Linked DNA regions of Homo sapiens: region 2 is linked to region 1. A link is an interaction called in ENCODE POLR2A ChIA-PET data of the cell type or tissue named here. Cell type or tissue: Panc1. All regions are shown on one strand. Links, peaks and the distances in the headings refer to the core of each region. The heading gives the core; the rest is flanking DNA. Region 1 overlaps ZAN (zonadhesin). Region 2 has its middle 15 kb from the start of ACHE.

Region 1 (2,659 bases), core at 160-2,659:
CTTCTTTCCTCCTCCTCCTCTTCCTCCTCCTTCTCCTCCTCCTCCTCCTTCTTCTTCTCCTCCTCCTACTTCTTCTTCCTCTGTCACCCAGGCTGGAGTGCAGTGGCATGATCTCAGCTCACTGCAACCTCTGCCTCCCAGTTTCAAGTGATTCTCGTGCCTCAGCCTCCCAAGTAGCTGGGACTACAGGCATGGGCCACCACGCTCAGCTAATGTTCGTATTTTTAGTAGAGACAGGGTTTCACCATGTTGGCCATACTGGTCTCGAACTCCTGACCTCAAGGGATCTGCCCACCTAGGCCTCCCAAAGTGCTGGGATTACAGGTGTGAGCCACCACACCCAGCCCCAGTAGTTCTTATTTCTTTTTTTAAAATATATTTTTTAGAGACCGGGTCGTGCTCTGTTACCCAGGCTGGAGTGCAGTGGCGTGATCTTGGCTCACTGCAGTTTCCACCTCCTGGGCTCAAGTCATCCTCCTGCCTCAGCCTCCCGGGTAGCTGGGACTCCAGGCAGCCACCACCATGCCCGGCTAATCAGTTCTTCTTCTTCCCCCACTTCACCTTCCTTGGGGCCTCACCTGACCCCGTGGCTGTCTCTACTGCAGGGCTATACCAGCGGAGGAGGAGGGACAAGGGGCGGAGCTGGGCCTCCGCACGGGCCTCCAAGTGTCCGAATGTAGCCCGGAGCAGCTGGCGAGCAACAGCACCCAGGCCTGTAGGGTGCTGGCAGACCCCCAGGGCCCCTTTGCTGCCTGTCACCAGACGGTGGCCCCAGAGCCCTTCCAAGAGTGAGTCATGGGCCCAGGACTTGTGGGAATGGCCCAGGTGCCTGCTCTGGTCTTTCCCTGGGGCCTCCTGCCCGCTTCCTGACCCAAGCTCTGTGTGGTTCACTCCTCCGTTCTCCCTGTGGCCTAATTTCCTTGTGACCCTCACTGGACACCGACTGATGTCTTTCTGTTTGGGGTTCCAGGCTCTCTTCTGCAGGGGTGGGTCTCCTCCCCTCCCCAAACTGACTGTGCCCTTCCTGCCCCCTCTCTGCACCAGGCACTGCGTGCTGGATCTGTGCTCTGCTCAGGACCCAAGAGAGCAAGAGGAGCTGCGTTGCCAGGTCCTCAGTGGGTACGCCATCCTCTGCCAGGAGGCGGGCGCTGCCCTGGCTGGCTGGCGGGACCGCACCCTCTGCGGTGAGGTGTTGCCCCTCCCTGTGCCGACCCTGACCCCTCTGCCGTCCACCTCTGCTGAACGCTCTTCCCACCATTGCCTCATCTCGGGCTTTCTGTCTTAGTCCCATCATCCCTCGAATTTCTGCCTTAGTCCCAGGTCCAAGTCAGCACAACCGGCAGCCTGGCTCCTTCTCTGCCCCTGCCTGGGAGCCTCCCAACCCCATCCCGCATCCCGCTCCTTCCTGCCAAGGTCCACCTTCGCTCAACCAGTTCCTTCAAATGTTCTAATGTTGCAGACCCTGGATGGGCTGGGCGTGGTGGTTCACACCTGTAATCCCAGTGCTTTGGGAGGTTGAGGCTGGAGGATGGCTTGAGCCCAGGAGTTCCAGCCAGGCTGCAGTGAACCATGACCGCACACCACCACACTCCAGCCTGGGCAACAGAGCAACATCCTATCTCAAAAAAAAAAAAAAAGAAAGAAAGAAAGAAAGAACGAAAAAAAGAAAGAAATTAAAAAAAGAAAAGACTAGACAGGCTGGACATGGTAGCTCATACCTGTAGTTCCACCACTTTGGGAGGCAGAGGCAGGAGGATCAATTGAATCCAAGAGTTTGAGACCGGCCTGGGGAACCAGTGAGACCCCATCTCTATAAAAATCTTAACAAATTGGCCGGGTGTGGTGGTGCATGCCTGTAACTCCAGTCACCAGGGAGGCTGAGGTGGGAGGATCATTGGAACCCAGGAGTTGGAGGCTGCAGTGAGCCGTGATCACGCCAGCCTGGGCACTCCAGCCTGGGCAACAGAGTGACTCCATCTCTAAAAAAAATTTAAAAAAATAAAAAATAAAAAAAAGACCCTAGATGAAGCTGCAACACGTTCTAGCTTCCTGCCTATATGCAACGCTGAGTGTTTTTGTTTTTGTTGTTGTTGTCTGAGACAGAGTTCGCTTTTTGTTGCCCAGACTGGAGTGCAGTGGCATGATCTCGGCTCACTGCAACCTCCGCCTCCTGGGTTCAAGCGATTCTTGTCTCAGCCTCCCGAGTAGCTGGTATTACAGGTGCCCGCCACCACGCCCGGCTCATTTTTGTATTTTTAGCAGAGATGGGGTTTCACCATGTTGGCCAGGCTGGTCTTGAACTCCTGACTTCAGGTGATCCACCTGCCTCATCCTCCCAAAGTGCTGGGATTTCAGGTGTGAGCCACTGTGCCCAGCCTACTCTGAGTTTTATCGGGTGACCTTGCCCCTGTTTGGCCTGCCCAGCCCCAGCCAGTTTCTGACCATGACTGTCCCCGCAGCCATGGAGTGTCCAGCAGGTACCATATATCAGAGCTGTATGACACCCTGCCCAGCATCCTGTGCCAACCTGGCAGACCCCGGGGACTGCGAGGGCCCCTGCGTGGAAGGCTGCGCCAGCATCCCAGGCTATGCCTACAGTGGCACCCAGAGCCTCCCCTGGCTGACTGTGGCTGCACCAGCAATGGCATCTACTACCAGG
Region 2 (3,015 bases), core at 297-2,796, 120 kb after region 1:
AATAAATTTAAGTAAGAATTTAAGGCCAGGCGTGGTGACTCATGCCTGTAATCCAGCATTTGGGAGGCCGAGGTGTGTGGATCACCTGAGGTCAGGAGTGTGAGACCAGCCTGGCCAACATGACCAAACCCCGTCTCTACTAAAAATACAAAAATTAGCCGGGCATGATGGCAGGTGCCTGTAATCCCAGCTGCTCAAGAGGCTGAGGCAGGAGAATCACTTGAACCTGGGAGGTGGAGGCTGTAGTGAGCCAAGATCGCACCACTGCACTCCAGCCTGGGTGACAGAGTGAGACTCTGTCTCAAAAAAAAGGCTGGGTGTGGTGGCTCATGCCTGTAATCCCAGTACTTTGAGAGGCCGAGGTGGGTGGATCACCTGAGGTTAGGAGTTCAAGACCAGCCTGGCCAACATGGCAAAACCCTGTCTCTACTAAAAAATACAAAAAATTATCTGGGCCTGGTGGCGGGCGCCTGTAATCCCAGCTATTTGGGAGACTGAGGCAGGAGAATTGCTTGAATCTAGGAGGTAGAGGTTGCAGTGAGCCGAGATCGCACCACTGCCCTCCAGCCTGGGCAACACAGCGAGACTCTGTCTCAAAATAAATAAATAAATAAATAAATAAATAAATAAAAAGGTGTTCGGCTCTATAAAGATCTACTTTTCCCCAAATCTATTTTTTTCTTTTTAAGGGACAGGGTCTTGCTCTGTCACCCAGGCTGTAGTACAGTGGCATAATCATAGCTCACTGCAGCCTCAAACTCCTGGGCTCAAGTGAGCCTCCCACCTCAGCCTCCCCAGTAGCTGGGACTACAGGTGTGTGCCACCCCGCTGGGCTAATTTTTGCATTTTTTGTAGAGAAGGGGTCTTGCTATGTTGCCCAGGCTGGTCTCGAACTCGTGAGCTCAAGCAATCTGCCCGCCTCAGCCTCCCAAAGTGCTGGGATTACAGAAGTGAGCCACTGTGTCTGGTCTACGTTTTTATTTTAAATTGAGCATTAAGGGAATGCAGTCTTTTAATCAGAACTCTGCCAATGCTTTTTATCTAGATGCCTATTGCCACTTTTGTCTTCTATGAAATTTTTGTCTCAAGAAAAGCAGGATTACATTTTTTTTCCTTAACAGATTGAGTTGGTGATGTGTATTCTTGGTTACCAAAATGCTCACATAGCTTTAGGTTTTGAATGGGTAAATATTCATGATGCGTGAAAAAGCATAATACGTATTGTGTGATCTCAGTCCTATGAGATTGGATGTTCTGCCTACACCCAGGACCCTAGAAGGAATGTCAAGCTGTAAAATGCTGGTGATTGTGGATGACTTTGTTTTTTGCTTCCTGTTTTTCAATTTCCTTTTTTTTTTTTTTTTTTTTTTTTTAGGCGGAGTCTCACTCTGTCACCCAGGCTGAAGTGCAATGACGCAGTCTTGGCTCACTGCAACCTCCGCCTCTTGAGCTCAAGCGATTCTCCTGCCTCAGCCTCCTGAATAGCTGGGATTACAGGCACATGCCACCACACCCGGCTAATTTTTGTAATTTTAGTAGAGATGAGGTTTCACCATGTGGGCCAGGCTGGTCTTGAATTCCTGACTTCAGGTGATCCACCCGCCTCGGCCTCCCAAAGTGCTATGATTACAGGCATGAGCCACTGTGCCCGGCCTATTTCTTCTATCTAATTGTATTTTTGTAGCTATCAACCAACCTCTCTTCACTGCCCCCTCCCTACACTCTGATAACTGTCAGTCTACTCTACCTCCACGAGGTTCTTCCTTTTTTTTTTTTTCTGAGACAGAGTCTTGCTCTGTTGCCCAGGCTGGAGAGCAGTGGCATGATGTTGGCTCACTGCAACCTCCGCCTCCTGGGAGTCAAGTGATTCTCCTGCCTCAGCATCCCGAGTAGCTGGGATTACAGGTGTGCAGCACCATGCCCGGCTAATTTTTGTATTTTTAGTAGAGATGGGGTTTCACCATGTTGGCCAGGATGGTCTCAAACTCCTGACCTCAAATGATCTGCCCCCCTCGGTCCCCAAAGTGCTGGGATTACAGGCATGAGTCTCACTGGCGTGAGAATTTAGAAGCACCTCTCCCACCCGCGCCCAGCTGGCCTCTTCTAGAATTTTATATAAATGGAATAGTCATATTGTCTACTATTTGACTTTTTTCACTATCCTAATGTTGTTGCAATTCTTCCAAGTCAGTTCACATATATTTCATTCCTTCTTATTGCCAAAGAGGATTCCATTGTATGGATATACCAAAATTTATCCCTTCACTATCTGATAACCTCCCTTCTTAATTTTTAGCTATTATAATTAGTACACTCAAAACTTGTGTGTGTATACATGTTCATTTCTCTTAAGTAAATACCTAGATCAAGATAATCAGGCTGGGCGAGGCAGCTCATGCCTGTAATCCCAGCCCTCTGGGAAGCTGAGGCTGGAGGATTGCTTGAGCCCAGGAGTGTGAGACCAGTTTGGGCAACATGGTGAAACTCTGTACAGAAAAATAAAAAAAATTAGCCGGGTGTGGTGGTGCATGCTTGTAATCCCAGCTACCCAGGAGGCTGAGACAGGAGGATTGCTTGAACCCGGAAGATTGAGGCTGCAGTGAGATGTGATCACACAACTGCATTCCAACCTGGGTAACAAAATGAGACCCTGTCTCAAAAAAAAAAAAAAAAAAAAAAGAGATGGCGGGGCACGGTGGCTCATGCCTGTAATCCCAGCACTTTGGGAGGCTGAGGCAGGTGGATCACCTGAGGTCAGAAGTTTGAGACCAGCCTGGCCAACATGGTGAACCCTGGTCTCTACTGAAAATACAAAAAATTAGCTGGGTGTGGTGGTGGGTGCCTGTAATCCCAGCTACTTGGGAGGCTGAGGCAGGAGAATTGCTTGAACCCGGGAGGCGGAGGTTGCAGTGAGCTGAGATTGTGCCACTGCACTCCAGCCTGGGCGACAGAGCGAGACTGTTTCCAAAAGGAAAAAAAAAAAGATAATCAGTAGGACCAAGACATGGGAACAAA

The links. Peaks named below come from ENCODE experiments on the same cell type or tissue, not always from the same donor. Only the 100,000 strongest peaks of a DNase experiment are listed, where the experiment ranks them.
Region 2: POLR2A ChIA-PET joins it to region 1 with 5 read pairs; 2 of 35 experiments call an interaction of 5 or more read pairs at or near these places.

What each region holds. Positions count from the first base shown.
Region 1 is chr7:100,791,361-100,794,019 of GRCh38, forward strand. ZAN (zonadhesin) reads left to right here. Exons shown (of 48, transcript NM_003386.3): 41 at 606-788; 42 at 1,045-1,119; 43 at 2,460-2,658. Among named protein-coding and RNA genes, the nearest start is that of EPHB4, 35 kb to the right of the region's middle. In Panc1, for the core only: no CTCF peak of the experiment used is centred there; no DNase peak of the experiment used is centred there; H3K27ac peaks cover 341 bases.
Region 2 is chr7:100,909,283-100,912,297 of GRCh38, forward strand. No RefSeq gene overlaps it. Among named protein-coding and RNA genes, the nearest start is that of ACHE, 15 kb to the left of the region's middle. In Panc1, for the core only: no CTCF peak of the experiment used is centred there; no DNase peak of the experiment used is centred there.